Regions from separate parts of the Homo sapiens genome. Here region 2 is linked to region 1. A link is a loop called in an ENCODE intact Hi-C map of the cell type or tissue named here. Cell type or tissue: breast epithelium. All regions are shown on one strand. Each heading gives the region's core, and the rest is flanking DNA. Links, peaks and the distances in the headings are about the cores only. Region 1 overlaps SYN2 (synapsin II). Region 2 holds the start of LOC124906355 (small nucleolar RNA U13).

The links. Hi-C counts contacts between places; a loop is a spot of excess contacts. Peaks named below come from ENCODE experiments on the same cell type or tissue, not always from the same donor. Only the 100,000 strongest peaks of a DNase experiment are listed, where the experiment ranks them.
Region 2: a loop joins it to region 1, with 19 times the contacts of the local background. A loop is called at or near these places in 1 of 110 quality-filtered maps.

The regions. Positions count from the first base shown.
Region 1 is chr3:12,113,505-12,129,725 of GRCh38, reverse strand. All of the region lies in intron 1 of SYN2 (synapsin II), which reads right to left. Among named protein-coding and RNA genes, the nearest start is that of TIMP4, 37 kb to the left of the region's middle. In breast epithelium, for the core only: no CTCF peak of the experiment used is centred there; a DNase peak (open chromatin) is centred at 9,235.
Region 2 is chr3:12,623,827-12,640,047 of GRCh38, reverse strand. The region is part of intron 1 of RAF1 (Raf-1 proto-oncogene, serine/threonine kinase); the gene reads left to right. It overlaps LOC124906355 (small nucleolar RNA U13), which reads right to left and starts at 7,314; the gene lies at 7,214-7,314. In breast epithelium, for the core only: no CTCF peak of the experiment used is centred there; no DNase peak of the experiment used is centred there.

The DNA.
Region 1 (16,221 bases), core at 4,560-12,559:
ACTTAAGGGAACAAGGAACCATAATACACAAAACAATATCACACAAAAATACACAATACCATATGTTTATCAGATGACAAAAACAAATAGCCATTTACATCTTCTGGCTGGGGTATACACACTCCCTGAATCAAAAAGAAGGAAGAGTGCCCTCCCCACCATGTTACACAGAAAAAATTCTTTATGCCTTCTCATTTTGCACGAAATTTTGCATTTTCATCAACTGCTGAGTGGCACAGTGGAAAGAGTGTGAATTTTAGAGCTAGACTAATCTGGGTTTAAATCTCAGGTCCTCTACTTGCTGTCTGAACTTGGGCTCTTTTACTTCCTTGTTTCTTCATCTATAAGGTAAGGACAGTACCCATTTCCAAAGTTTGTTAGAATTAAATGACTCTGCCTTTAATGTATTCCTGAAACATTATCTGTCCTCTTGGGCTTTTGTACGACTTTCCCTCAGATTTTTGCATGTCCTGCTTCTTTTTTAATGTGTAAGTCTCAGCTCACATATTCCCTCCTATGTTTCTACTGACTATCTGAACAAAAGTAGTTTCCTCTGTGCCCCCTCCATCATTCTCTATATTATCTTCATAATATTCATTATTTCTATTTTGAAATCTTTTATTATTCATTTTATTCTTATTTCTATTTTGAAATTTTTTATGATTCATTTTATTATTCTTCGTTATTTCTATTTTGAAATTTTTTCAACTACTTATTATCCATCTGCCCAACCAAAATGTAAGCTCCATGAGAATAGCGACCTTGTGGTGGTAGCCACTGTATCAATCTCATGCCCAGCTCTGTTACAATGCCTGGTACATGTTAGTGCTCTAATGTTTGTTGAATGAGTAAATGAGAATGTAAAGTATCAAGTGCACCACAGCCACACATTTCAGGGGTTTTTTTCCTCCTCTTTTTATGTAAAAACCACTGGGTTAAAAAAAACTTTCCTGCGTGAGTTCTTTGAAATGGAGAGCATTTCAACAAAATGAATTCATTCTTTTAATGCTGGTCAGGCATTTATAAATATAGACAAATACATGTTTTTTCCAACGTATGATGGGACCATCTTCCACCTTAATGTTCTATTTTAGGTATAAGTCAACAATTACTGAAGTATTTATACATTTTATTCACATGATAATATGAAAAATTAACAAGATAATATTCCCTCAGCCTTCTGAGAGGGAAAATTTTGCTTAGAGATCTTTTACTTATTTTACTTGTGAAGAAACAGAAGCCTGAAGAAGGGAAATTTGACAAGTTCAAGATCAAACAACAGTTTGAGGCAGGCCATGTTCCCTTTCCATTCCACCATGCTGCCTCCTTAGAGCAAGAAAGGTAACTCTCCTCCAAATTGAAGAAGACTGGAATTCAACACATAGAAATCCCTAAGTGATATAACAGGATGTAGAAACTGAGGACCCGATTTCCACTCAGAGCGCTTGTGAGATCAAGTATCATAAAGAATGTAAATAATTGGCTGGGCGTGGTAGCTCACACCTGTAATCCCAGCACTTGTGGAGACTGAGGCGGGAGGATTACTTGAGTCCAGGAGTTCGAAACCAGCCTGGGCAACATAATGAGATTCTGTCTCTACAAAAAAATAAAAAATTAGTCTGGCATGGTGGCTAGTGTCTGTGGTCCCAGCTACTTAGGAGCTGAGGTGGGAGGATCGCTTCAGCCTGGGATGTTGAGGCTGCAGTGAGCCATGTTCACACCACTGCACTCCAGCCTGGGCAACAGAGTGAGATGCTGTCTGAAAAAAAAAATGTAAACAGCTTAGTATTATAGAAGCACAAGGGAGTTTTATTTTTATCATTTTGCTGATGCATTGATTCTGTTTGTAATACCACATCATCAGTACACAGTTCGTAGAGCAAATTGCTGCAAGGAAATAAAAGAGATCTCCTCACATTCTGCTTTTGTTAGCAAAGGAGACTTGATCCTCTTTTCCTGGTCCAAGTGCAAACTGACATGGCTGGCATTATCAGCCTACTCACCACCATGGCGCAGCAGAAACATCCTCATACCTCAAGGCAACAATACTTTGGATTTCCAAATCCAAACCCAGGTGGCACATTCCATTCTACAATTTTCCAACTGGTGCCAGTTCAGTGGGGATATTATTCACCAGAACAGACACTAACAACTGAATTTTGGCAGGCTGGGAGAACTGGCACTGTTCTGGAAGAGTCATGCCACAGGTTCCCAGATGCACTTGAGTTTAGCAACATGGAACCACACAGGCTCTGAATGGAGAAATGGACCTTAGATGCTATCCTCTCATAGGCAAAGAAACAGAGGCTTAAAGACAGAAAGTTGACCAAGATCACACGGTGGGAAAGCTGATGTCTTCTCAATACAATGTCCTTTTTGTTAGATCAAGGTTAGCCCAGAGTATAAGCTCATGCCTTAATAGAGAAATATGAAGACAGATAGTGCTGTTCTTGCTCTTTTCTCAGTGAATTTGTCCATCCTTTCAGCCACCTCTAATGATCCATTGAAATACACTTCACATTCAAAAGCTCTAAAAAGTAGTTTTAAAAACCAACTCAAGCTGGTTAGCCTGAAAACCTAGTTCATTTTTACCCCTAGTGTTTGGACACATTCCTTTGAAAAGACGTTCATTATGTAGTGCTGTTGTAATGAAATATATTCTATAAGCCTTTCAAAATATTGTAATTCTAATTAATTTACTCATGCAACAAAGATTCATTAGATTAGGCACCTATTATTTGTTCACCTATATGAAAGGCACTTGGTAGGGGGAAGGGGAAGGAAAGACTTTACCCTGCTCTAAAACAAAGAAGAATAAAAATAAATTAGTGTTCGAGAGAAGTACCGTAGATTGTTATCTAAAGTACAAGCACCAAAATTATAACTGCAATGAAATTAATATCAACTAATATCTATTAAGCACTAGTACCTGTGCTAACCACTTTATACACCTTATGAATTAATCCTCATAATGAATTATATAAGGTAGATAGCATTATCTCCCAAATTTACAGATAACTAAGGCACAAAGAGATTAAGTAACTTGTTCAAGGTCATACAACTACTGGGTGGAAGATTCAGGATTTGAAACTAGGAAAACTGACTCCAGAGCAGATTAACCACTTCATACTACAACTAAAATATGGCATTATTCAAAAATTTTTGTACATTAGGAATTCATCTGAATTGTTTTTTCTTCATTTGGGAGGGGATTTACCCACAGGGCTTCTAATATTTTCAGGGTCTGACAGTGTAGAAATTAAACAGTAGGATTTCAATATGTGATGTGGAAAGGGCATTTCAAGTGACTTTAACAAAGGTAGTACAGCATGAAAGTGAAATTCACAAATCACTGCCCAGTGGTGGTGCAGTTATCGTATAATACAGAATATACATATGGCAGACAGGAAGTGCCAGGGCAACAGGGATAAAGTAGGATAAAGCCAGTTCCTTGCTTCTTGGTTTGCCAATGGCCAGGAGAGGGACTTCTGCCGATCTATGAAGCACATCATTTGGAATTTGGGGAATGATGAAGCAGAAACCTTGACAGTACTCTCTAGAAGCGAGATTTCTACTTAAATATTGTTTCCCCAGTTTCCAGATTCTGTGCTTTAGAGAGTTTCCTAAAATACAGCTAAAAGCCTGAGGCCAAGAGTAGCTTTCCCCTTATGTGTAAACAATTTTGGTATATGACTATCTTCACTTGAGTGACTTAAAGACTCTAGTCTGTCTCTGTCATTCATGTGTAGGAAACTTAAAATGACATCATCATATCCTACCTCATACCCCAATGCAAAAATCTCCTCTGTAATATTTATAACAAGGGGACATCAGAGAAATTTCTCAGTTTTTTTGTGTGTTTTGTGGGTTTTTTTTTTTTTTTCACTTTTAGACAATTCATTTTTTCAAGCTGGGCTGACATTTGCCATTTTGAAGCTTGCTGTTTGATTCTGGCTCTGTCCACATAAAACTGGTCTGCTTCTTTCTTGTCCATGTCCATCCTGTCTGGGACAGTGAACAGGGCCCCTTGAGACCACTTCTTCAGGCTATACTACCCCTATTCTCTCAAACATTCCTCCTATGATAAGGTTTTCAGACTCAGCATGAAATGAAGGCTCCTCTTTGAAAATGCTCTGCTTATGTTCTTAGTGCATGATAATTAAAACCTAATGAAATTCTTCCAGATGGTCAGATCAGACCTGAATAAAGCAGCAAGTATTGGAAGTTGGATATCTCTGAGATTTTATTGAGTGTAGCTTTCTGTTGACAAACTACCACTTAGGGAAAACATAATCTTGGAGAAATGCAAATCTGTTTATTTCTTCAAAGTTATAAATTTTAATCAGACCCAGCAGTATTAAATTTGTTCCGTCACTTTATATTATGCCTTACTGTGGAAAAAATAAACTTAGAATCCTCAGCAGCTGGCTGGGCGTGGTGGCTCACGCCTGTAGTCCCAGCACTTTGGGAGCCTGAGGTGGGTGGATCACGAGGTCAGGAGTTTGAGACCACCCTGGCCAACATGGTGAAAAAGATACAAAAAATTAGCCAAGCATGGTGGCACACGCCTGTAATCCCAGCTACTTGGGAGGCTGAGGCAGGAGAATCACTTGAACCCGGGAGGCGGAGGTTGCAGTGAGCCAAGATTGTGCCATTGCACTCCAGCCTGGGCGACAGGGTGAGACTCCATCTCAAAAAAAAAAGAAAAATCCTCAGCAGCTGTATACATTTCTCCAAACTTAATTTCATTATTTGTCATACAGCTATATTTAAAGAATATAACATACTTGTTTATTTGCTAATTGATCTTAATATTTTTCTATATTAATATACACTGTTGAAATCGCTTGCATATTCCTCCCCAATCCTATTCCTCTACATCCCTTCCCCAGGGATAACTACTCTGAATTAACATTCATTATTCCTGTATGTGTTTTTATATAGTTTTACTACATGTGTATATATCCGTAGACTGAATATAGTACTGTTTTGCTTGTTTGGGGCTTAATATAAGTGATGCTATTTTATATCTATCTGCCTACGACCTGCATTTTTCCCACTCGGTGTTATATTTCTGACATGTATTCATGGTAATATACAAAACCCTGGCCTATTTATTTTTATTACTTGAATACATCACAATTTATTTATCTGTTATGATGGACATTTAGTTTACTCTGAAATTTCTTATTGCAAGTAATGCTGAGTTCATCTTTCTTGTACAGGGGTCCCTTGCACAAGTCATTTCTCTTTAATTTTCTAGTAATTACACATTTTATTTCTATTCTTTTTGTGGTTAGCCTTAACTTCTTTTCTAAAAAAAGGACATACTTTACTTACCTAAACATAACTTTAATCAGTAGCTCTACTCTCCTCCCTAGTTTTAGTATACTTTAGGACTGGTCATTCCCCTTCTCTCTTTACTCTCCTCCTATGTCACATATTATTAGGCAATGTTTTAATTTCACCTCATTTTTATATTCCCTGAATTCGTCAGTTTTTATTACTTTGTACAGTCAAGTTTTTTCTATTTTTATTTTGTTTTGCTTTAGATTTACCCATAGGTTTACCAACATTTTTTGCTCAATTTTGATTTTTTCACGTCACTACTTCCTTTTGGATTCAATTTCCTGTTTCCTGAAGAATATCTACTTTTTGTAGTCCTTTCAGAAGCGATCTCTGAGATGTAAACTTGTCTTTTTTTCTTTTTTCTTTGAGACAGGGTCTTGCTCTGTCTGCCAGGCTGGAGTGTAGTGGTGTGATCATGGCTCACTGCAGCCTCAACCTCCCGGGCTCAAGAGATCCTCCCACCTTAGCCTACTGAGTAGTTGGGACTACAGGCACACACCACCACACTTGGCTGATTTTTTTGTATTTTTTGTAGAGACGGGGTTTTGCCATGTTGCCCAGGCTGGTCTTGAACTCCTGAGATCAAGACCCATTTGCCTTGACCTCCCAAAGTGCTGGGATTACAGGCATCAAACTCCTGAGCTCAAGCTATCCACTCGCCTTGAACTCCCAAAGTGCTAGGATTACAGGCATGAGCCACTGTGCCTGGCCTAAACTTGTCTATAATTGTCTCCATCTTATCCTCGTGTGTGTGTGTGTTTGTGTTTTTCTTTAGACACAGGGTCTCACTACATTGCCTAGGTTGGCCTTGAACTCCCAAGCTCAAGTGATCTTCCTGCCACAGCCTCTCAAGTGGCTAAGACTACAGTGGCATGCCACCATACCCAGCTTTACTCTCACTCTTGAATAAAGGCTTAACTAAGTAGAAAATTCTAGATTGTTTTGTTTTTTCCTCTCAGCTTTTGAGGACAATATTCCTTTGCCTATTTTGCCCCTGCTCTCAGTCCAGTTGTGATTCCTCGTAGGATATCTCTTTTATCTTTGGATGCTCTTAAGACCTACTTTTTGTCTTTGATGCTCTGCAACTTCACTACGACGTGTCTAGATCTGGCTTTATTTTTCTGGAACTTTGATGTGCTTCCCAATTGATGTCTTTTATCAATTATGGAAAAACTTCAACTATTACCTCTGTATATTGCCTCTTTTCCATCCTCTCTATTCCTTCCTTCTATAACTATTGCTAGACACATATTGAATCTTCTCATTGTATCCTCCATGTCTCTTCACTTTGCTTGCATGTTCTTCTCTTTGTCTCTTTGAGAGGCATCATGGGTAATTTCAGCTTTACCTTCCAGTTCACTGGCTTTCTCTTTGGCAATGTCTGATCTACTGTTTATATGGCCATTGGCAATGCTTTTATTTTTTATTTCTAGAAATTCTATTTGTCATATCTGCCTTATTTTATTCATAGTATCATGTTCTTTCTTGTTTTTTTTTAAGTCTTTCTTGTTCCTACAATTTTAAATCTATTAATTTTACAGTAGAGATCTTTTTACCATTTTATAACTTTAGATTTTTTAACAGCTTAAGAGGGTTTATGTTTTCTTCTGATAAGCACTCCAAGGTATCAGTGGCTGGGCATAATTTTATATTAATTGACTTATGGGGCCTCAGATTATCCATGTAGTATAAGTCCAAGTGAAGACAGGCCTGTAGTTATGAATTCTCAAAGGAAGCATTTTTTTCTGTCCAGCACATAGGCTGAGATGGACAACTTGTTGTCCTCCATGTACAGATGAGATTTTTTTCCTATCTGCCACTTTACTGAGGGTCCCAGCCTCACTTGTGGGTCTCAGCTTTAACTCTGTCTTGTGAAGACTCAAATTATCATCTCCTTTTGCTGTGTTGGTATTACAATCAAAGCCCCAGCGTTACCAAGACAGATATCCCAAGAGGCCTGATACAACATCTTCTTATAGGCTTACTACTCAGTCTGCTTTTATTTTCAGCCTCGAGAGTCTCTTAATTCTTGAAAATTCAGTGTATTTCAAAGAATGTTGTTATTTTTTGTTCAGAGTTGAGGATTTTAAGATTTGAGTTCAAATTACTTCTGGGAAAAAAAAGAAAATTGTTCTCTTTTTTCTGAGCTTTAGACAAGAAGTTCAAAAGCATACTCCAATTCAGCAAATGTTTATTCGTCACCTACTGTGATGATTAAATTTTATATGCAAACTTGGCTAGGCTATGGTACCCAGTTGTTCGGTCATTCATCTAGATGTTGCTATGAAGATACTGTGTAGATGTGATAATATCTATAATCAGTTGACTTTAAATGAAGGAGGTTACCCTAGAAAATGTGTGTGGGTCTTGGCTAATCGGTTCAAGGCCTGAAGAGTAAAAACTGAGGTTTTGCAGAGAAGAAGGAATTCTGCCTCAAGACTGTAATACAGAAACCCAGCCTGCTGCCCCGTCTTACCAATTTCAGACTCAAGTCTGCAGTATCAGCTCTTGCCCAAGTTTCCAGCCTGTAGCCTGCCCTACAGATTTTGGACCTGCCAGCCCCCACAATCATCTGAGCCAATTCCTTAAAAATAAGTCTCTATTTTTCTATCTCTTTCTCTCTCCTTCCTTCTTTCCTTCATTCCTTCCTTCCTCCCTCCCTTCCTCCCTCCTCCCTGCCCTCCCCTTCCCTTCCTTTCTCCTTCCCTTCCTTTCTCCTTCCCTTCCCCTTACCTTCCCTTTCTTTCTTTCCTCCTTTCCTCCCTTCCTTCCTTTTCTTTCTTTCCCTCTTATTGTTTCTGTTTCACTGGAGAACATTGACTGATATATTTACTATGAATAAGGCCTTATGTACAGCAAAACAAAAAAAACAAAAAACAAGTAAAGAGCAATCCCTTTCCCTGTCCTCACAGAGTCTGTAGTCTAGTGGTAAACAAATAACTATAAAAAATGCAGAAATAACTCAAAACATTACAATAGCATAACAATTATTTACTCATTCATTCCATAAATATTTATTAAACATCCACCATAAGTGAGATGCTGCTAGATGCTAGAACTAGGAAGAGGCACAGATGTTCTAGGAATGCTGTCTAGTACGAGACTCGGCTACAAACAGATAAAATATAATGTGTAAGCAGAAAGAGACAGGTACACTCTAGGATGAGAAGAACTTAACCCAGGTTGGAGGGGTCAGAGAAGACATCCTAAAAGAAGTGATGCCTGAGCCTATCCTAAATTTAAGTAGGAGCTAGCCAGGCAAAAGTGAAGTAAAGGTTAGGAGAGGGAATTCTGGGCAAATAGCATAAGCAAAGGCATGAAAGTGAGAAACACTATGGTATGTGTAAAGTTACTGTACCTAAAATATAAGGCAAGGAATGATGGCCGATGAGACTAAAAAGTTATGATACTATAACAGAGGGGGATTGCGCAAGGTTGGAAATTCAGAAAGGCTTCTTGAAGAAGGTGTCATTTAAGCTTGATCTGGAAAGATAAGTAAAATTTTAACAGGCGAAGATGAGAAGGAAGGGGGAGAAATTCACAGCATTCTGGGAGAAAATATAGGACACATGAAGGAGACACTGGGAAATAAAATATAGAGGTAGGTCATGGCCAGACCACAAAGAGCTCTGAATGATTGATGACTCCTAGGATAGAGGTTGAGATGTATTCCCTCAGGTAGTGGCTAGAGGCCTGTGAAAAACAGAAGCTAATGAGGAAATTGCGGTTATAAACAACTACCACCTCCAAGGGCTTGGAAGGCCCCAAAACCACACCTGGCCATGGCATTTGGCTTTCTCTGAAAGACACAGCCAGACTGGCTAAGGGACAGGAAACATCTGTGCCACCATGACCTGCCTGAATCCGCTCTCTCCCTATCCTTCTTGGCACCACAAAAACTGGGAACAGAACAAAGGCTAAGGCAAGCCCCAGCCTGGGTCCTAGAGAAAAACAATAACAAGAGGGGGCCAACCTGACTTACTAGTGGGGAAGGAGAGGTAGACTCTGTCAGATCTCATCAAGGGCAATAAAATAAAAGACTCATTGTTACTGTTTCCTCCCCTTGGGAAATAAAGCTCTAAAAAAAAAACTGTGGTTAAAAAAGCGCTGACCTGGAAAGGAAACCTGGGTTCTAGTCCAGATCCTGTCACTAGCTTGCTGTGTGAATTAGGCAAGGTGTTTAACTTCCTAGGCCTCTGTTTCCCCATTTGTATTGTCAGGGATTTGAACTAGACTAGTGGTTCTCAAACCATGTTCTATGGAGCCCTGGTATCTCTGGGAACCTCCAACCTCATTTCAACCAAAGGAGCTCCATTTTTTTTTTAACCAGCTTTATATATAGGGTTCTGCCTAAATCTTTGTTAGAAAAAAAATTCAGATGTTTTTTAAACTGTGAAAACCTTTGAACTTAAATCTCTAAGACACTTTCTAGCTTCAGGGGTCTATGATTTTGTGGTTCCATAAGTTGCTATTGAAAGCTTCTACCTTGAGATCATTGGGGTTGACACTGTATAAAAAACTCAAGGTGAAGGGAAGGTCCAGATAGAGACAGCAAAGGCAGGTATGAAGGAGAGAGGAGGAAACGAACCTGGGAAAGACATAAGGAATCAAGAAATAGGCAGCTAAGGAGCAAAGCTTCCAAATAGATCCCAAAAGCTTTCCTGACATAGGTAAAATCAGACAACCTGAAAGGTGACTAAAAGAAAGGGTTTCTGGAAAGAATTATGGAATATGGCTACATGCTTTCCTGCAAATAAAACCACAAATAACAAAAGTTGCCTGTATGTGCCAAACCACAGCACTGATGCAAAAACTGTTATTAGAGAGAAAAGAGAGAAAAACAGCTGTTAGGGGGGAAAAAGGAGCTGGCAAGGTATTCAGGAGAAGCCTCTCTCTTCACTTATTAACAATTTAACAAATTTCTACTAGGGGCCAAAAGCTGTGTTAGGTTGCTACGATTGCAGAAATGAATAAAACACTATCCTTGTCCTCAAGGAGCACAAAATTTAGCAGAAGAGGCAGACACATAAATAAAGTGAGATGGGAAGCTCAGTTCAAAAGAGCTGAATGTTCACAGGGAAGGAAAGGCATAGTTCAGGCAGCACTAGCTGATTTCAAATAGTGGCCAGAAGAGTTGTTATTGTTTTTTTTTTAACCTAACCAAGGAAGGATAGCTGACACTTAGGCAGAAAAGAAGCCTGCTTCTCTAAGGACCAAAGAAAAAGAAGATAGGCAGATCTATTAAAATAATATAGTGAGGACAGGAATGAAGGTTAGAAAGCCAGAACTGAAAAGCAGGAAAAATGGAGTTTGTGAAAGGCTGCACTTTCCAATACAGTGGCATCAACCACAAGTGCAAATGAGATGTGAGATGTGAGGGGAAACACGTGCCCAATTTCTAAGATTTGGTATGAAAAAAGAATGTAAAATAGTTCATTAACAATTTGTTTTATAATGAGTACATGCTGAAATGAGAATATTATGGATACAGTGTGTTAAATAAAATACATCATTAATTTTACCTGTATCCTTTCACTTCTTTTGTTTTTTTGCTTTGGCTACTACAAAACTTAAAATTTCACATTTGCAATTTGCATTATATTTTTATCAGATAGTACTGTGTTAAACTTTTGCCAAGCCCAATAAATAAGGTGATGGTATAATGCTATAACAAATATCCTTAAGGTAAAATATGGACCCCCTAAACTTCTTCATACTCTACCAAAATACAACTTATATGAGGTCAACAGCATTCTGGGCTACTTAACAGTCCTGGGGCAGACAAAGTCTATGAAGGAGGAAGAAAAAGAAGAAAAGTTATTCTACTTTGTGCTTAAACCATAAATAACTGTTTCATCACAAAACAGGGTACTTTCAGTAAGCTTTTCCATCTCTCTGGGCCTGTTTCCTCATCTGTAAAATGGAATAAGACTTCTTTCCACATGTGTTTGTAATTTATTCATTCATTCACGTATTTTTAGAGACAGGGTCTCGCTATGTTACCCAGGCTGGTTTCAAACTCTGGGCTCTAGCAATCCTCCTGCCTCAGCCTCTTGAAGTGCTGGGATTATAGGCATGAGTCACTGCACCAAGCCTGTGTTTGTATTTTAATTTGCATTACTCAAAGTTTCTCATATATTATCTCACTTGAGTCTCACTCCAGCCCTGAAAGTTAGGCAGGATCAAAATGATTATCCCCATTTTATAGGTGAGTAAACTAAGCCAAAAGAGGTACATTTGCTCATGAACATAAAACTTAGACTTTGAACCTGGATCTTCTAACTAAAGGGTCACTGCTGTTTCTGTTGTCATGCTACTTCGCACTGCACAAACATCACTCATCTTCCTTTTTAGTTTTTACTGTATATATTCCATCTCCCTAACCTCACTAAATTCTGAGTGCAACATGCCTATCACATGCATCTCTGTAACTGTCATATCATCTAACACCCTCCAGGTAGTAGGAACTCAGACTCAAGACTAAGTGGAGTGTGGCACAGAGGGCCAAGATAGGAAGATATGGGAATCTGTTTCCAAATTTGCTCCAGGAAGGCTGACTCCTGTCTATGGGGAAGATGCTGCCAACTTCAGGGCAGGAAGCTCTATCCTTTCCCAGAAGGGCAAAAGCAGACAGCAGACACAGAGGAGAAGATTTAAAACTTGACAACTCTAACTGCAACCCCAAGGCAGAATTTTTCACAGGTTATGTAACAGATTCTGGCACTTCCCACTCATACCATCCAGAATGCTGTTGGTTCCAGTTCCTGATGTTATTTGGGAGGGTGAGTTGGGATAGAGTTAGTTCTCTGTCTCCTGGTTCCTCTCTAAACAATGAATGATGAGCTCTTACACAGGCACAAAATTCAGAGCAATATATCTGAAGTAATTTCCAGCACTTGATTTAGAGAACAGATTTAAATAAGATAGGATATTTCTTCTAAGGATTGTACATTGGTAAGGTACAATTAGGGACTAAATCTGTCTATCTCAACATTGAATCCCAAGTACCTAAGAAAGTTGTCACTCAAAACGTAAATGCTGAATGATTCAGTAGAGATCACTGGAAGAAAGTGCCTTGTTGTTTTCTCTAAGAATAACAACTGGATCCAGTGATCCCATATTTAAGCTCATGTGAACAAGGAGAGATCACAGTGATGGTACATCTTTTTATAAATCCATGAAGGTGGGGAAAAGGACATGGGGTTGTAACCAACTGCACTGATTTTATGTAACTTCCAAAGGACAGAAAATTATTGGGTAATATTGACACTACAATGACGTTTGTTTCCTCCTGAGGTTAGACTCCAATCAAGAATGCCTTAGACGGGCTGGGTGTGGTGGTGAATGCCTATAATCTCCATATTTTGAAAGGCTAAGGCAGGAAGATTGCTTAAGCTGAGGAGTTCGAGACCAGCCTGGGTAACATAGTGAGACCCTGTCTCTACAAAAAAAATAAAAAATTAGCTGGGCATGGTGTGCATGCCTGTAGTCCCACCTACTCGTGAGGCTGAGGCAGGGGGATCACTTCAGCCCAGGAAGGTGAGGCTACAGGGAGCTATGATCCTGCCACTATATTCTAGCTTGGGCAAGAGAATGGAGACCCTGTCTCAAAAAAACAAAAATAAATAAATAAAGTATGCCCTAGATTTTAGAGCTCACAGCCACATTTGTAATCAACAAAGGGGAACCCTCTCCAAAATATGATAAATGCCTCTGAGAATCTTTACTGTAGAGGAGGAGACTGTTTAATGCCTCTTCCCCTCGTTCTCCACAAAACACATAAAGCTTACTTTGGATCCCATCTCATATGACTAGAAAAGGGTTGTGAGAATGATAACTACTGAAGTCAAACCTAAGACAGTGGATATTCTGGCCACTCTGAGGATATAGCTCTCTAGCAAAAAGTTCGTTTGCCACCAGATCATTGACCGATCACAAAACCAAGGTGAGACCATGGTTACTCTTGTTTCAGGTCATCTTTCTCTCTGCTTTCCGGGCAACCTTTTCCTTTTCCTTCTTCCAGCTAAGTCCCTATTATCTTCCCCTCTTCTTCCAACCTTTCTCTGATCATGCTCCCCAATTCCATGTTGGCAATCTGAAATACAGCATCCTTACAAAAATCCCTAGTTTCAAGTCCAGAAATCTGATTAAAGAGTTTTTCATTTCCTTTGCAGGAGTTCAGAAAGGTCCATAATTTTTGCTGTCTGCGGGCTATGGGTTCATTATTGCCAGACTTTGATTTATCTAGGCCACGTCCCCTAAAAGAGCTGACATTAGCCCCATGAATCAGCTAACAAGTGGTGCCTATCTTTTCTGGGCTATCATTAACCCTCTAATCCTGACTCAATGACTCATTCAGGGCTCTGACAGTCTTGACTGAGAAACGCCTAGTTAAAAGGATAGGCACTTACCTAAAAGTGAAGTAACAATATCAATGCAATTAATTTTTGAAAACCTATTATATGCTAGGAGGTGCTGTACTAGGAGATGGGTGTACAGAGATGAACAATTCCAGACCCTGCTGTGAGGAAGCCAACAATTCATCAGAAGTTCACAGAATGCCTACTATATGCTACATAGTGTACTGAGTGCTGGGGGAAAATATAGTTATATTCTGGGGAGCAAGACAGCACTCCCAAAACATAATCTTTTACCCTAATGTAAATTTAGGGAGGCAAAAATCAAAGACCATCAGCCAGAACCCCTTGGGATTTAAGTTCCTATGTAAATTGGAATTCTGGGTCCCTTGCACACCTTTTCTAAGGAACTGGTTTCAGAAGAACCCTATGATAGCTTATTAAAAATACGGAATGAATAAAAGTTTAAAGGAGAAACCTGAATCCTAGAAGGTTTCATCTGATATATGGCACAAAAATTCACGCTTTTCACAGCCAACTTTCTTGGCACTTTTTTGTAGGTAAAGTACAAGATACGAGGGTTGAAACTGTTCTTATGCAGCCACTGAAAACTGGCTGTGGACATTCTTCCCTCAAAAGTTGATTTTACTTACAGAGCTAGATTCTAAAGTAGGTAGTTGTCCATGCAGCAGAATCTGAGTGATGAAATATATCCTTGCTTTCTGAAACTCCACCATGCATTCCTTTAGGTCCTAAAGAGCAGTACTAATGATAAACCGGAATAAGGTGTTCTGGACCCAAACTCTGTTTCTACCATTTATCAATTATTTGACCTTGCACAAGTCACTTACCTGACTGAGTCTACTCTAGAACACATGTTTGCTGATTCTCAATGGAGTTTTCTTTCTGCAAAAATGCCTTTGTTCAGATGAAAATTAGATCATTCTTTGAAATGACAAAGGTGAAGTCATTTCAGGGTAATAAGGCATTTATCTAACAGAAACAGCAACTGGGGATAACATTGGGGATGGAAAGGCAAGTTTCTTGGGGGCATATTGTGGAGGAAAGATTCGGGGTGACAGAACAGAAAGTTACAGGCTAACAGAGGAGTTGTGGTTAATAGAAAGCTCTCATGTTAGCTTGGAGCCTGGTGAGTGCACTGCTACGTTCTCCTTGTCCAGCAACTGCCTTTAACCTACATTACGGTTCTCTTCTGAAGCTGTGGAGAAGGTGGGGAAGAGGGGATGCTCAAAGAAGAAATAGTACATTTCTAAATAATAAGTTTCTAAATTTGGTTTCCTTCTCCCTTCAATATTTTTTTATGAAAAATTTCAAACATATGGTGAAGTTGAGAGTTGAAGGGATTTTACAGAGAACCCCCCACCTAGATTCTACCATTAACATTATAACACTACACAAAAATTAACTCAAATGGGTCAAAGTCCAAAGGATAAAACTATAAAACTGTTAGAAGAAAACATAGAGATAAATCTTCATGATCTTAGAGTAAGCAAGATTTTTAAGATATACACCAAAAGCACAAGTAACCAAAGAAAAAACAAATTGGCTTTCATCAAGAGTAAAAACTCTGGGCATCAAGGGACACTACCAAGAAAATGAAAATAATTTACATAATGGGAGAAAATATTTGCAAATCATATATCTCATAACAGTTTATTTACCCAGAATATATAAACAGCCCTTACAACTCAACAATAAAAGATGACAGAATTAAAAATTGGGCAAAGGACTTGAATAGATAGTTCTCCAAAGAACACATCCAACTAGCCAAGAAGCACATAAAAAGATGCTCAACATCATTCGTCATTAAGGGAATGCAAATCAAAACCACAATGAGATATCACTTCACACCACTAGTATAGCTACAATAAAAAAAAAAAAAGATGGACTATTGTCTATTGCCAACAAGTGGTGGCAAGCTTGTGGAAAAATGGAAACTTTCATACACTCTTGGTGGGAATATAAAACGGTGCAGCATTATAGAGAACAGTCTGGTAGTTTCTCAGGAAGTTAAACATAGAGTTACCATGATCCAACAATTCCATTCTGGGAACTGAAAACAGGTGTTCAAATGAAAACTTGTACATGAATGTTCATAGCAACACTATTTACAATAGGGAAAAGGTGAAAATAGCCCAAAATGTCCATCAACTGATGAATGGATAAACAAAACATGGTATATCAATATAATGAAATATTATTCAGCCATAAAGAGGAATGAAGTACTGACACTACAACATGAATTAAACTTGAAAAGATTACACTAAGTCAAAGAAATCGAACACCAAAACTAGTACATTGTGTGATTTCATTTTTATTAAATATTAGAATAAGTTAATCCATAAAACAGAAAGTAGATTAGTGGTTACCAGGGTTGAGGGAAAGGGAAATGAAGAATGGGCACAGGGTTTCCTTTTGGGGCGATGAGAAATTTCTGGATTAGATAGTGGTGAGGATTGTACAACACTGTGAATGCACTTAATGGCACCGGATT
Region 2 (16,221 bases), core at 4,394-12,393, 510 kb before region 1:
GCTCTGTTCTGTTCCATTGGTCTCTATCTCTGTTTTGGTACCAGTACCATGCTGTTTTGGTTACTGTAGCCTTGTAGTATAGTTTGAAGTCAGGTAGCATGATGCCTCCAGCTTTGTTCTTTTTGCTTAGGATTGTCTTGGCAATGCAGGCTCTTTTTTGGTTCCATATGAACTTTAAAGTAGTTTTTTCCAATTCTGTGAAGAAAGTCATTGGTAGCTTGATGGGGATGGCACTGAATCTATAAATTACCTTGGGCAGTATGGCCATTTTCACGATATTGATTCTTCCTACCCATGAGCATGGAATGTTCTTCCATTTGTGTCCTCTTTTATTTTGTTGAGCAGTGGTTTGTAGTTCTCCTTGAAGAGGTCCTTCACATCCCTTGTAAGTCGGATTCCTAGGTATTTTATTCTCTTTGAAGCAATTGTGAATGAGAGTTCACTCATGATTTGGCTCTCTGTTTGTCTGTTATTGGTGTATAGGAATGCTTGGGATTTTTGCACATTGATTTTGTATCCTGAGACTTTGCTGAAGTTGCCTGTCAGCTTAAGGAGATTTTGGGCTGAGACGATGAGGTTTTCTAAATATACAATCATGTCATCTGCAAACAGGGACAATTTGACTTCCTCTTTTCCTAATTGAATACCCTTTATTTCTTTCTCTTGCCTGATTGCTCTGGCCAGAACTTCCGACACTATGTTAAATAGGAGTGGTGAGAGAGGGCATCCCTATCTGGTGCCAGTTTTCAAAGGGAATGCTTCCAGTTTTTGCCCATTCAGTATGATATTGGCTGTGGGTTTGTCATAAATAGCTCTTATTATTTTGAGATACGTCCCATCAATACCTGGTTTATTGAGAGTTTTTAGCATGAAGGGCTGTTGAATTTTGTTGAAGGCCTTTTCTGCATCTATTGAGATAATCACGTAGTTTTGATTTTGGTTCTGTTTATATGATGGATTATGTATGTTGAACCAGCCTTGCATCCCAGGATGAAGGCAGCTTGATCCAGCAGCACATCAAAAGCTTATCCACCGTGATCAAGTTGGCTTCATCCCTGGGATGCAAGGCTGGTTCAACATATGCAAATCAATAAACGTAATCCATCATGTTCCTGTACATTCTTTTGCATTCTACATGACCTTATGTATGTTTAAAAACACATTTTTACATTTCTTTTTTTGTATTTTTAGGCCGTGTTGGCCAGGTTGGTCTCGAACTCCTGACTTCAGGTGATCCGCCCATCTCAGCCTCCCAAAGTGTTGGGATTACAGGCATGAGCCACCATGCCCATTTTTACATTTCTTGAGCAGGAGCCCTGTAGTTTAAAAGTCCCCTTTATTTTCAGCAGTGTACATTTAAGACAAATCGGATGTGTGAGTAGGTAGAAAATATTTACCGTTTACTGTGACAGAACAGATGAACAAGAATGTATTTGGTTTTATTTGTAATATAAAACAACTGTGAAGGGAATGCCAAACAATAGTAGTGAATCAAACTTTGGAAATACCTCTGACGTAGAATTCTATAGTAGCTTTAATTGGGTATTATTATCAGCTGGTCTGTTTGGGACTTGTTTGATGAACTGTTAGATGACTGACTGCCAGCCAATCATTATCCTGGCTGCTCCTTAGCTGACTGCCAGTCAACAATTACTCCATGCTGATTCTACAGTTTTTCCACAGTTGTCAGTGTTCTAGTTCTGAGTATAGTCTCTTGGCATAATGTGGTTCATAAACGACTGCACTGATAACTTTTGTTAGAACTCACCACTTGCCAGATAGCCCAGATGCCATATGTTACTCATTCAGTAAATAACTCTTAAGAGCCTGCCAAATGCTAGATACTTAAAGGCAGTGGGTTATAAGGGTGAACTGAACTTAGCTTCTTAGAGCATACTACCTAGTGGTATAGGCAGTCAATAATCATTGAGTAGGCAAATACCTAATATTATTTCAAATGGTGATAAATTATTATGAAAACCAAAAAGCTGAGTAAAGAGAAGAATGATGGGGAAGGGTAGGATACACTTGAACCAGGGTGGTCAGGGGAGGTCCTGTTTGATGGGTAACGGGCCAGGCCATCATGAAAGGTCTTGTAGGTCACAGTTAAAGAATTCGAGTGCTAATTTGAGTGAAATAAATAATAGATAAAGGGTATTTAATAATATGTCCAAATTTGTGTTTTTTGTTTTGTTTTGAGACAGTCTTGCTCTATCGCCCAGGCTGGAGTGGAGTAGTGCAATTTCGGCTCACTGCAACCTCTGCCTCTCGGGTTCAAGCGCTTTTCCTGCCTCAGCCTTCCGAGTAGCTGGGATTTCAGGTGTGTGCCACTACACCTGGCTGATTTTTGTATCTTTAGTAGAGACAGGGTTTCACCACATTGGCCAGGCTGGTCTCGAACTCCCTGACCTCAGGTAATCCATCCACCTCAGCCTCCTGCGAGCCACTGTGCCCGGCCTCCATTTGTGTTTTAAGAACACAATGACTGTGCTCCATAGAGGACAGATTGCTTTCAAATGTTAATAGAGATGGAGGCGGGTGGATCACCTGAGGTCAGGAGTTCCAGAACAGCCTGGTCAACGTGTCGAAACCCTGTCTCTACTGAAAATACAAAAATTAGCCAGGTGTGGTGGCATGTGCTGTAGTCCCCGCTACTGGGGAGGCTGGGCAAAAGAGCGAAACTCCGTCTCAAAAAAAAAATGTTAATAGAAGCAAGACCTACAAAGATGTACATATGCATATATACAATACTCTGTATTCAGTTTCTGGAAGTTCGTGAATTCACTGAAGTTCTCAGAAGTTGAAAGATTGAAGTTAACCCGATACCCTAGTTCCTAGGTGATAATCTAGTTCCCAGGTTTACTAGTGAGTATAATACACTTAAAAATTGAGCGAGTTCAGCTTTTCACTTGAAGAATTTGTTTTACTAGCGGAGGTACACAATTTTTGCTAACTTAGAATGTTTTTTATATGCCGGACTCTAAATTAGGTACTTTATATACACTATCTTATTCATTCTTCACTGCAATTCAGTGAAGTTTGTACCATTATTATCTTTACCCTAGATCCATGGAGTTGCCCAAGTAGTGAAGCTGGATTTCAAACTCAGTACCTGTTCTTTTATCTACTAAACCAAAAGTGTTCAGTATAGTCTCCAGGGTATGTAGTATGTAATGAAACTGTTGTTGCCGCTGCTGTTCATTGATGTAGCAAATATTTTTTCTTTCTTTCTTTTTTTTTTGAGACAAGGTCTTGCTCTGTTACCCAGGCTGGAGTGCAGTGGCATGATCTTAGCTCACAGCAGCCTCCACCTCCCAGGCTCAAGTGATTCTCCCCTCTCAGCCGCCCAGGTAGCTGGGACTACAGGTGCAAGCCACCATGCCTGGCTAATTTTTGTATTTTTTGTAGAGAAGGGGTTTCGCCATGTTGCCCAGGCTGGTCTTGAACTTCTGGACCCAAGTAGTCTTCCTCATCTCAGCCTTCCAAAGTGCTGGGATTACAGGCATGAGCCACCACACCTAGCCAGTGTAGCAAATGTCCCTTTTTTTTTTTGAGCAACCATGCTTACTGCATTTTAATGTAATCAATCAGTTTTTTTTTTTTTAAAGATATACAGTCTTGTTATGTTGCCCAGGCTGGTCTTGAACTACTGGGCTTAAGCGATTCTTCCACCATGGCCTCAAGTGATTCTCATTTCTCAGCCTCCCAAGTAGCTTGGTGGTATGTACCACCAAACCCAGCTGTTTTTTTTTTTGTTTTTTTGAAATGGAGTCTCGCTCTGTCACCCAGGCTGGAGTGCAGTGTCGCAGTCTCAGCTCACTGCAACCTCTGCCTCCCGGGTTCAAGGGATTCTCCTGCCTCAGCTTCCCAAGTAGCTGGGATTACAGGTGCCCACCACAATGCCCAGCTAATTTTTGTATTTTTGGTAGAGACGGGGTTTCACCACACTGGCCAGGCTGGTCTGGAACCCCTGACCTCAAGTGATCCACTCACCTCGGCCTCCCAAAGTGCTGGGATTGCAGACATGAGCCACCACGCCTGGCCTAAAAACAACATTATTAATGTTTTTTTTTTTGAGGTGGAGTCTCGCACTTTCGCCCAGGCTGGAGTGCAGTGGCGCGATCTCGGCTCACTGCAAGCTCTACCTCATGGGTTCACGCCATTCTCCTGCCTCAGCCTCCTGAGTAGCTGGGACTACAGGTGCCTGCCACCACGCCTGGCTAATTTTTTGTATTTTTAGTAGAGATGGGGTTTCACCGTGTTAGCCAGGATGGTCTCAATCTCCTGACCTTGTGATCCGCCCACCTTGGCCTCCCAAAGTGCTGGGATTACAGGCGTGAGCCACCGCGCCCAGCCTAATAAATTTATAAAGTAATCTCTCTCTCTCTTTTTTTTTTTTTTTTTTTTTTTGGAGCTGGAGTTTCACTCTTTTTGCCCAGGCTGGAGTGCAATGGCACGATCTCGGCTCACTGCAACCTCTGCTTCCCAGATTCAAGGGATTCTCCTGTCTCAGCCTCCCAAGTAGCTGGGATTACAGATGTGTTCCACCACACCGGGCTAATTTTGTATTTTTAGTAGAGGTGGGGTTTCACCATGTTGGCTAGGCTGGTCTCGAACTCCTGACCTTACATGATCCGCCCACCTCGGCCTCCTGAAGTGTTGGGATTGCAGGTGTGAGCCATGGCCCCTGGCCTTTTTTTTTTTTTTTTTTTTTTTTTTTTTTTTTTTTGAGACAGGGTCTCCCTCTGTCACCCAGGCTGGAGTACAGTGGCAAGATCCCGGTTTACTGCAACCTCCGCCTCCCGGTTTCAAGCAATTCTCCTGCGTCAGCCTCCTGAGTAGCTGGGATTACAGGTGCACAGCCCAGCTAATTTTTGTATTTTTAACAGAGACAGGATTTCATCATATTGCCCAGGCTGGTCTTGAACTCATGAGCTCATGCAATTCACCCACCTTGGCTTCCCATAGTGCTGGGATTACAAGTGTGAGCCATCGTGGCTGCCCTAGTAGAAAGTCTTAAAGAAGTATTAAACATATACTAGCACCTAACTGAGACTTTTTCCTTATATCAGTTTTAGTTTATATCTTGTATACATATCTCTTATAATCATTTTGTAAACCATGAATAGTATATATCCCCTGCTTTGGGAAACACTGTGGTGCTATACTATTTTATTAATGTTGTTCAGCTACCTGGAGTATCTGAAGACCTAGCACAGGTTTTACCATTCACCTCCTCCAAAGGGGAGAGGATATACTTAAAGGGGCTAACTTTGAAAATATGGGCTATTTCCTTCCCTTCTCTGTTACTCCTTCCCTCTCTCTGCTCTTCCTCCAACCACTTTCCTCCCTTCCTCCCTCCCTGGCACTCTCAAGAAAAAAAGGCCATTATGTAGATGATAGTTGGAAATTGCTAGAAGGGGTCACATAATTGTGGATTCTTGTATCCGGTGCACAGTTGTCACCCAGGGATTTCCCTCCATTGGCCTTCTGGAGATTTCCTTCGCTTCTTTCCTATGCTGGATGTCCCGTTTCCTATATCCTAAGTCTTTCTCTTGCTATATTCCTGTAACAAATCCCTTGAGAAAGGAATTACGGGCCAGGCGCGGTGGCTCAAGCCCGTAATCCCAGCATTTTGGGAGGCCGAGGCGGGTGGATCACCTGAGATCAGGAGTTTGAGACCAGCCTGGCCAACATGGCGAAACGCCATCTCTACTAAAAAAAAAAAAAAAAATTAGCCAGGCGTGGTAGTGTGTGCTTGTAGTCCCAGCTACTCGGGAGGCTGAGGCAGGAGAATCGCTTGAACCTGGGAGGCGGAGGCTGCAGTGAGCAAGGTCATGCCACTGCACTCCAGCATGGGTGATAGAGCAAGACTCATCTCAAAAAAAAAAAAAGAGAGAAAGGAATCATGGAGGTTCAAATTTTTGTAATCATGAATGTCAGAAAATATCTCTCTAGTTCTGTCCCTCACTGATAGTTTTGCTGATTATTGTAAATTGGAGATAGTTTTCCTTCAGAATCTAGGAGGCTTTGCTCCATTATGTCTTCTAGTGTTGTTGAAGAGTTTGAAGTCATTCGGATTCCTGATTTTTTTTGTTTTTTTTTTTTTTTTTGAGAGAGTTTTTACTCTTGTTGCCCTGGCTGGAGTGCAATGGCACAATCTTGGCTCACTGCAATCTCTGCCTCCTGGGTTCAAGGGATTCTCCTGCCTCAGCCTCCCAAGTAGCTGAGATTACAGGTGCGCACCACCACACCCAGCTAATTTTTGTATTTTTTAGTAGAGACAGGGTTTCACCATGTTGGCCAGGCTGGTCTTGAACTCTTGACCTCATGATCCGCCCGCCTCGGCTTCCCAAAGTGCTGGGATTACAGGCGTGAGCCACTGCGCTGGGCCTGTATTTTTTTTTTTTTTTTAACTGTAAAAGTTTATAGAATCTGGTCCTCCATTATTGTGATATTTAACGTGTTAGGCATTCGATAGGCTATTTTAATCTGATAGTTCAAGTTCTTTCATTGTGGATTTTTTTCTTTTTTCTTTTCCTTTCTTTTTTTTTTTTTTAATTTCCAGACAGGGTCTCCCTCTGTTGCCCAAGCTGGAGTGTGGTGGCACAACACAATCACAGCTCTTGGCAGCCTCGACCTCCTGAGCTCAAGTGATCCTCCCACCTCAGCCTATACCTGGGAGTACAGGCGTTCGCCACTGTGTTGGAATAATTTTTATAATTTTTTGTAGAGATGAGGGTCTTACTGTGTTGTCCAGGCTGGTCTTGAACTCCTGGGTTCAAGTGATCCTCCTGCCTCACCCTCCCAAAGTGCTGGATTACAGGCCATTGTGGGTTTTTTTCTCTGTGTGTTTTGGTCTTTATCATCCATATTCGAGGGTTTCCTAAAAAGCCTGATATTCCTTTGCAACCTCTTTATTTTTTTAAAAGATAAGATTAAAAACAAATTGGAATCTTTGGGTGCATGGATGAGATTTGTTGTCTTTGAGCTTTATTGTAAGGTAAGGGAAACTAAAGATTTTAGTTTCTTTGAGTTTGGTTGCCCCACTGGGGAAAAGGGGTTTCTGCAGTCAAGGATTCAGTAAGTGTAGTTTGCAGAACAGTATTCATACTCTCAACTGGGTCTGGAATCCTCCAGTCAAGAGATCCTCTAATTTACCTTCTCCAGGAATATAAGCCTGGGACTACTTTTTTTTGTTTTTTCCTCTTCACGTCAGATGGGTAATGTGTCCATGTCATTACAAGGTTTGAAGAAGGCACATCTCACACATGAGTGTGAAAACTCAATCATGCTTATAAACTACAAAAGGATCAGCCTGGGACTGAGTTTTAGAGAGTTTCAAGAATTTCAGAAGAGTTTCAGAGAGCTCTTCGGGAACTAGGTTGTTGAATTCTACTTTTTGTCAAAGGGGTATAAAAAATAGAAAATAGTCTCTTTCTTTTAAGTTGCTGATGGAAAGCTGACTAATGTGGAATTCTTAGAAAGATTATACCCACTGTTGTTGGTTGCCTTTATCAATCTGTATCTTTACCTTCTCTAAACTTTTAGAAGGCTTTGTCACTTAAGAAAGATGAAGTAGTAGCACAACCCTCCTTTTCCAGGTTAAACCTACTTCTCCCTGCCCCAAAAGATCAGAAAAAAACAGACAGTGATCCATTGCTTCAGAAAATAAGTTTATTTTGACAATTCACCCAAGCCTACTCTTTTTTTTTTTTTTTTTGAGACGGAGTTTTGCCCTTGTTGCCCAGGCTGGAGTGCAACGGTGCAATCTCGGCTCACTGCAACCTCTGCCTCCCGGGTTCAAACAATTCACCTGCCTCAGCCTCCCGAGTAGCTGGGACTACAGGCATGCGCCACTGTGTCCAGCTAATTTCTGTATTTTTAGTAGAGACAGGGTTTCACCATGGGCCAGGCTGGTCTCGAACTACTGACCTCATGATCCCCCTGCCTTGGCCTCCCAAACTGCTGAGATTACAGGCGTGAGCCACTGTGCCCTGCCAAAATTAAATAATTTATTATCAAACATTTAAAATTAAATTTGAAGGAGAATATTGTGATACAGTATTTGGATTGAGAGTGTAATTGTGTAAAAGTACATGGGTATGTGGAAAAGGATTAGGGCCACAGCCCCAAAGTCACCATTACTAAATAGAAAAAGGTCAATTTTGAACAGATGTACCTCTGCAGAGATGTAGCTCAGCTAGCAGGAAAACTTCTACATGTGAATTAGAAGGATCCCCATCCTTCATGCTTATGCTGTCTGTATACTAGACACATGGCCTAGCAAGTGAAGCATGAGCTGAATTTCCACCCTCTCTCATCTCCTGTGGTGGGTGTTCTTCTGTGGGATAGAAGCTATAACAGTATCGTTTACTCTGTGTTAGGTGCAATGCTAAGTGCTTTACAAACACTACTGAACAATTGTGTTTTGTTTTGTTTTGTTTTTGAGATGGAGTCTCACTGTGTCGCCTAGGCTGGAGTGCAGTGGCGCGATCTCGGCTCACTGCAAGCTCCGCCTCCCGGGTTCATGCCATTCTCCTGCTTCAGCCTTCCGAGAAGCTGGGGCTACAGGCGCCCGCCACCACGCCCGGCTAATTTTTTCGTATTTTTAGTAGAGACAGGGTTTCACCATGTTAGCCAGGATGGTCTTGATCTCCTGACCTCTTGATCCGCCTGCCTTGGTCTCCCAAAGTGCTGGGATTACAGGCGTGAGCCACTGCGCCTGGCCACTATTGAACCATTTAGTAACAACTCAATTAGATAAATAATATCTTTATTTTACAGTTCTTCTGCCCAGACATCTTCTGAACTTCATAATTCTATATCTAACTGCCTATGTCATTTATTTTTAATATAGTGAGCCACCACGCCTGGCCAGTTTTTAAATTTTTTTGTAGAGACTGAGTTTTGCCATGTTGCTCAGACTGGTCTCGAACTCTTGGGCTCATCCGCCCACCTTGACCTCTCAAAGTGCTGGGGTTAGAGGCATGAGTTAGTGAGCCTGGAACAATCCTTTTAAGATTTAAGCCTGGCCAACACAGTGAAACCCCATCTCTACCAAAAAAATACAAAAATTAGTCAGGCGTGGTGGCACGTGCCTGTAGTCCCAGCTACTCAGGAGGCTGAGGTGGGAGAATCGCTTGAACCCAGGAAGCAGAGGTTGCAGTGAGCAGAGATCGTGCCACTGCACTCCCTCTGGGTGACAAAGTGAGACCCTGTCTCCAAAAGAAAAAATCTAAGGTAGATTGTGCCTTTTGTGCCTTTCCTCTGCTCAAGACCTTTCAGTGGCTTCCCACTTCACTCAGTAAAAGGCAAAAAGTCCTTTTAATAACCTACAAGGCATTATGTTACCCACATTGTCCCTGCTCCCCTACATTGTACTCAAGTCTATGATCTTTTTACCATTCCTTGTACAAAGGATTTTCACTGGCTGTTCTTTCTGCCTGGAATGTTGTTCTCTCAGTTATCTGCAAGTCAGACTCACTGATTTCCAGGTCTCAGCAGTTACCTCTTCGTTGAGACCTACTGTGACCTCACTATGTAATTGCAGTCTGCCTCCCTTTCCCCAGCACTTATCACCCACTATCATGGAATTTACTGTGAATGCCTCCAGCAGAAGATAGGCTTCTCTTATGATCATGGATCCTTGTGTTTTGTTCCCTGAGGTAGCCCAAGCATCTTGAACAGTGCCTGGTACATAGTAGGCACTCAGTAATGTTTATTGCATGAATAAGTGACGAAAATTGGTATATGGGAAAGGTAAGCAATTTGGTGAAAGGCCAGGCCATACAGCTAATAAAAGGTGGAGGTAGATTTTGAACTGATAGTTATTTATTGTGCCTCTAATATTAGAAGATGATACCCAAAAAAATGTGTTAGGATTAGTAAAATTGTGAGTAACTTCCCCTTTATCCTCCTTCCCAAATTTAGTTTTTGTTTTATTGTAAGTAAAAATATAATTAGGCCAGGTGTAGTGGCTTACGCCTATAATCCTAGCACTTTGGGGAGGCTGAGGTGGGAGGGTCACTTGAGGCCAGGAGTTCAACACCAGCCTGGGCAAGATAGTGAGACTTCGTCTCTACAGAAAATAAAAAATTAGCTGGACTCAGTGGTGTGCACCTGTAGTCCCAGCTAATCAGGAAGCTGAGGCAGGAGGATTGCTTGAACGTGGCTCAAGGCTGCAGTGAGCCATGATCATGCCACTGCACTCCAACCTGGGCAACAGACCCAGACCGGTCATGCCTTAGAAAAATAAACAAATAAAAGTATAATTAGAAACAGATTATCAGAGTAGAGGAAAGAGCCAGATACCAGGAAGCCAGAGTAGGCTGCCACAAGGTTGAAATCTGTCACCTCATCTTAGGAACCGCCTCTCCCATGAATGCACGGATCTTAACATATGTGATGGTGTGATGAAACCCTGGTGAGATTTGTGAATATTCTGAATACCATGTAACCTTGGACATTTTTACTTAACCTTTATGGTCCATAGATTCCTCACTCTAAAATGATAATTTCTCTTATAGGGGGTTGTTGGGAGGATTAAAAGGGATATTGTATGTAAAGAACTGATACATAATAAGCATTCTGTATTAGCTAATACATTAGCTAATATCATTATTGTTGCTGCTGCTTAGTTGGTACAGAGTTTTAAGAAATTTATTTTTTGGTGGATATATCTTGTTGCCTAGTGAGTTTTAGCGAGTACCAAAATAGAGAGCAAACACTTATTGTTTTTGTTCAGATAGCCAAACAAGCTTTGTCAAGTGTTTGTGTTTTTTCATGGACACTTGCTTGTGGTTCTAATTTTATATTACATCTTAAACAATAGCCAACTTTTTGTAATTATTTACATAAATTTTAATATTTAACATGTGGATTCTACAACTACCATTGTTTCGTTGGTTTTGCATTTTTGGTTGACTTCTATGGGTCAGTTGATTTAAAATGATCCATAGGAATTATGATACAACTGTCATGATATTTAAAAATTAGTGAACTGGCTGGGTGTGGTAGCTCATGCCTATAATCCCAGCTGAAGACAAGCTGGTGAATCACTTGAGGTCAGGAGTTTGAGACCAGCCTGGCCAACATGGTAAAACCCTATCTCTACTAAATATACAAAAATTAGCCAGCATGGTGGCTCACACCTGCAGTCCTAGCTACCTAGGAGGCTGAAGGGGGAGGATCACTTGAATGTGGGAAACAGAGGTTGCAGTCAGCCAAGATTGCACCACTGCCCTCTAGCCTGGCCAACAGAGTGAGACCATGTGCCCCGCCACCCCCCCCCCCCAAAAATAGTCTCAGGTTCATCATACTTATATGAATAGAAGTTACTGCCAGTGTATCCATTAAAGTATCTTCTACTTTAAAGTAGAAATTTGAATGATAAATAAGGTCACAAAATAACTTACAGTGCCTGAGAAAAGAATGATAGTATAATATACTGAGATTTTTTTCTTATTAACACGATAATGAAATACATGAAAACTAGTAGAGTTGAGTTACATGAAGTAGGAAAAATGACTTTTTAAAAACTTTTTTTTGTAGAGTAGGTGTCTAACTGTGTTGTCCAGGCTGGTATTGAATTCCTGGGATCAAGTGATCTTCCAGCTTCAGCCTCCCAAGTAGTTGGGGCTACAGGTGCATGCCACCACACCCGGCTAGTTTTTAGATTTTGTAGAGATGAGGTCTCACTATTGCCAAGGCTGGTCTCAAACTCCTGGGCTTAAGTGATCTTCCTACCTTGGTCTCCCAAAGTGCAGGGATTAGCCCAGGCTGGTCTCAAACTCCTGGGCCTAAGTGATCTTCGTACCTCGGTCTCCCGAAGTGCAGGGATTACAGGCATGAACTACCGCACCTGGCCAGGCTGTAAGCCCATTTTATAACTTGAATGTAGAAATAGTTTTACACTCTAACATTTTAATTTTTGAGACGGAGTTTCACTCTTGTTGCCCAGGCTGAATGAAGTGCAGTAGCTCACTACAACCTCTGCCTCCCAGGTTCAAGCGATTATCCTGCCTCAGCCTCCCGAGTAGCTGGGATTACAGGCACATGCCATCACACCCGGCTAATTTTTGTATTTTTAGTAGAGACGGGATTTTGCCATGTGGGCCAGGCGGGTCTCAACCTCCTGACCTCAGGTTATCCACCTGCTTCGGCCTCCCATAGTGCTAGGATTACAGGCGTGAGCCAGTGTGCCTGGCCACACTCTAACTTTCTAAAAGAAATATTCACATAGGGAATAAATGCAGTTGAGAGATTATAGAAAGATACGGCTTTGAAGAATTTACACCATAACAGTCATGAATTGCTTGATTTTAAAGCAAATATATCCTCAAAGTCCAGGTGGCAGAATGATGCATGAAGCTAATAAAAGGCAATTTTTTTTTGGTGAACCTAGGGAACCTACCACCCTCAGAAATAATGTCGACCAGAAAAAATAGTTGTAGAGAAGTTTATATAAATTCATGATTGATAGATATAGAGTAGGTGACTACAGAAAGCTAAGATAACTGGCAATTATGAGTCATCCCTTTTTTTCTATCCTAAAACGTCCCCTGGTATCTTTCAGAGACTGATTTTGGGGTTAGGCCCATGTAGTAATTTTTTAACGGAATAGTAGCCAAAGTAGAGGAAGGCAAAACAGAGTAGAATCTAGGCCTTTTGATTTTTGAAGCATTCTGTGATGATTGGTAGGGGTGACCAGGGGAAGTCAGGAATCCAGAGAGAAGTAGCTTGGAACCAGGTAAACCTAATTTCTGTACTAGACTAGAATAATTTGTATTAAGTAAATTGTAGGCTTCTGAAATAATTTGTATGGTTTAGATATCATGATAAATTATGAATACACTATGTCTTCTCTGGCATGTGAAAGGTAAATGTTTGCCTATAGAATACAAGTTCCCAGACTGTCTTACCAAATAAATGTTTAAAGCCTGGGAACTTTCGTGGTAATAAAAGTTTTTACTACTATTTTGTATATATGAAGAGTTTTTTCTTTTCTTTTTTTTTTTTTTTTTTGAGACAGAGTCTCGCTGTCACCCAGGCTGGAGTGCAATGGCACAGTTTTGGCTGACTATAACCTCTGCCTCCTGGGTTCAAGCGATTCTCCTGCCTCAGCCTCCTGAGTAGCTGGGACTACAGGCGTGCAGCACCAACCCTGGCTAATTTTTGCATTTTTAGTAGGGATGGGGTTTCACCATGTTGGTCAGGCTGATCTCGAACTCCTGACCTCAGGTAATTCACCTGCCTCAGCCTCCCAAAGTGCTGGGATTACAGGCGTGAGCCACCCCGCCTGGCGAAGTTATCTTTAAAAAACAACAACAAAAAAAACTTTATCATTGAGCAGAAATGTGATTTTACAATTAGTTTCCATATAAACTTTTTGTTACCAAAGTATCATCAAATTACATACTTAACAATATTCTTTTTTTAAATGCCTTTTTTTTTTTTAGACAAGGTCTCGGTCTGTCGCTTTGGCTGGAGTGCAGTTGTGTGATCGTGGCACACTGCAGCTTCGACCTCCTTTGCTCAAGTGATCCTCCCACCTCAGTCTCCCAAGTAGCTGGGTCTACAGGTGCATGCCATGACACTCAGCTAATTTTTGAAATTTTTTTGTACAGACGGGGTCTTGGTATGTTTCCCAGAGCTGGTGTTAAACTCCTGGGCTCAAGTAGTCCTCCCATCTCAGCCTTCCAGAGTCCTGGGATTTGCAGGTGAGAGCCACGGTGCCCAGCCCATGAACAATTAAAAAAAATTTTTTTTTTAATGTTTGGTTTACTTTTTTTTTTTTTTTTTGAGACAGAGTTTTGCTCATGTTGCTCAAGCTGGAGTGCAATGGCGCTATCTTGGCTCACTGCAACCTCCACCTCTTGAGTAGCTGGGATTGCTGGGATTACAGGCGCGCACCACCACGCTTGGCTAATTTTTTGTATTTTTAGTAGAAATAGGGTTTCACTATGTTAGCCAGGCTGGTCTCAAACTCCTGACCTCAGGTGATCTGCCTGTCTCAGCCTCCCAAAGTGCTGGGATTACAGGCGTGAGCCACTGCGCCCGGCCTACTTTTTTTTTTAATGCTTATCTATTTCCTGCAGTATGGTTTACTTTCGATATTATACTACGCATATAGTACTTGGAAGTATTAAATTGTATTGGTATTGGTGACAGGTGACACTGACCTTATTCTTAAATTATGGAAAATGACTCGTGTGTGTGTGAAGTGATCTCACTGTGTTGCCCAGGTGGACTTCAGTGGCTCTTCACAGGTGCAGTCATGCACTACAGCCTCGAACTCCTGGCCTCAGGAAATCCTGAGTAGCCTCTTAAGTAGCTGGGGGTAAATATTCTTTCACTTAGACCTTCAGCTAATGTACTGGGGGCAGTATTCTTTCCTGGGAGGTCTTGTTTTTAAACCAGTCCTGCCTTAAATTGTTCCAATTTTAGTTCTGTGGCTTTGAGTCTGAGGTAATTTTCAGTTTATTGGTATTAGAAACATTCCTGTGTTTGTGTAGTGCTGGGTGTGAAATGTGAAGTTAAATCTTTAAACAGTTAATAGATACTATTAGATTGCTGTACTTCTGTGGTTTATACTCTTCACTGTGAGAGTAGAATACTTCAAATGCTTGTGCTAGATGTTTTGCCTTTTTAATTTTACAAATCTGTCTGGGCACAGTAGCTCATGGCTGTAATCCCAGCACTTTGGGAGGCTGAGGTGGGTGGATCACCTGAGGTTGGGAGTTCAAGACCAGCCTGGGCAACATGATTAAACCCCATCTCCACTAAAAACACAAAATTAGCCAGACATAGTGGCGCATGCCTGTGATCCCAGCTACTTGGGAGACTGAGACAGGAGAATCACTTGAACCCAGAAGGTGGAGGCTGCAATGAGCAGAGATTGCGCCACTGCACTCCAGCCTGGGCAACAGAGTGAGATTCCGCCTCAAAAAAATAAATAAAAATAAAATAAATTTTACAAATTGATAAAAAATAGTTTTTATATTTGTGTTTCCCTACTTTATATATAAACATATATGTTTGTTGGCCTTTGTATTGCTTTTCTGTGAATTTAATTTCCTGTTTTTTTTGCAATGGCATTGTTCATCTTTTACTAATTTTTAGGAGCTCCTTGTTTTTGTTTTTGTTTTTTTTTTTTTTTTTGAGTTGGAGTCTTGCTTTGTTGCTCAGGCTGGAGTGCAGTGGCGCAATCTCGGCTCACTGCAGCCTCCACCTCCTGGGTTCAAGCAATTCTCCTGACCTCAGGTGATCCATCCACCTTGGTCTCCCAAAGTGCTGGGATTACAGGGGTGATCCACTGTGCCCGGCCAACATGTCTCTCTTTTTAAATGATTGATCTTTTCCAACATGACAAATTTCTCCATTCATAAGAGACTGCATTTGATTTTAGAACTTATCTGTGGAACTTTAAAAGACCTTTCACATGCAGAAGCTGATTTTCACTTTGGCTTATCTAGTTTTAGTGTGTGTCTAGGATGTGTGTGTATGTGTGTCTGTATATACATTTTTTAACATGGGGCCTTTAGTCAGAGAAATTACAGTATTAAAAGCTAGATCTATGCTTATATTTGAAGGTAGTATCAACAGGGTTTCTGATTATCTCCATTTAAGATTGAAGTATGTTGCTGCTGTATGATTTTTTTAGAAGATGCTTTTTCCTCCTTGTTTTCAGATGTCTGCCCTGATTTTTCAGATGTTTGCGTTGATAAAGGAATACCTTAGTAGAATTTTCTGTGATTAACAGGTTAGAGTTGTACCTCTCTTCCCTGAGACAACTTGTAGGGCCCTTGAAGCAGCATTGTCTGCGTATTTCAGCATGTTCTGCAAATATGACCTATCGTTTGTATGAGTATGTGCCATGAAAATGGTTAGGAAGGCCGGGTGCAGTGGCTCACACCTGTAATCCCAACACTTGGGAGGCTGAGGCGGGTGGATCACCTGAGGTCAGGAGTTCAATACCAGCCTGGCAAACATGGAGAAACCCTGTCTCTACTAAAAATACAAAAATTAGCCAGGTGTGGTGGTACATGCCTGTAATCCCAGCTACTTGGAAGGCTGCAGCGGGAGAATTTCTTGAACCTGGGAGGCAGAGGTTGCAGTGAGCCAAGATCGCGCCACTGCATTCCAGCCTGGGCAACAGAGCAAGACTGTCTCAAAAAAAAAAAAAGAAAAAAGAAAAGGGTTAGGAAACATTAACTTAGC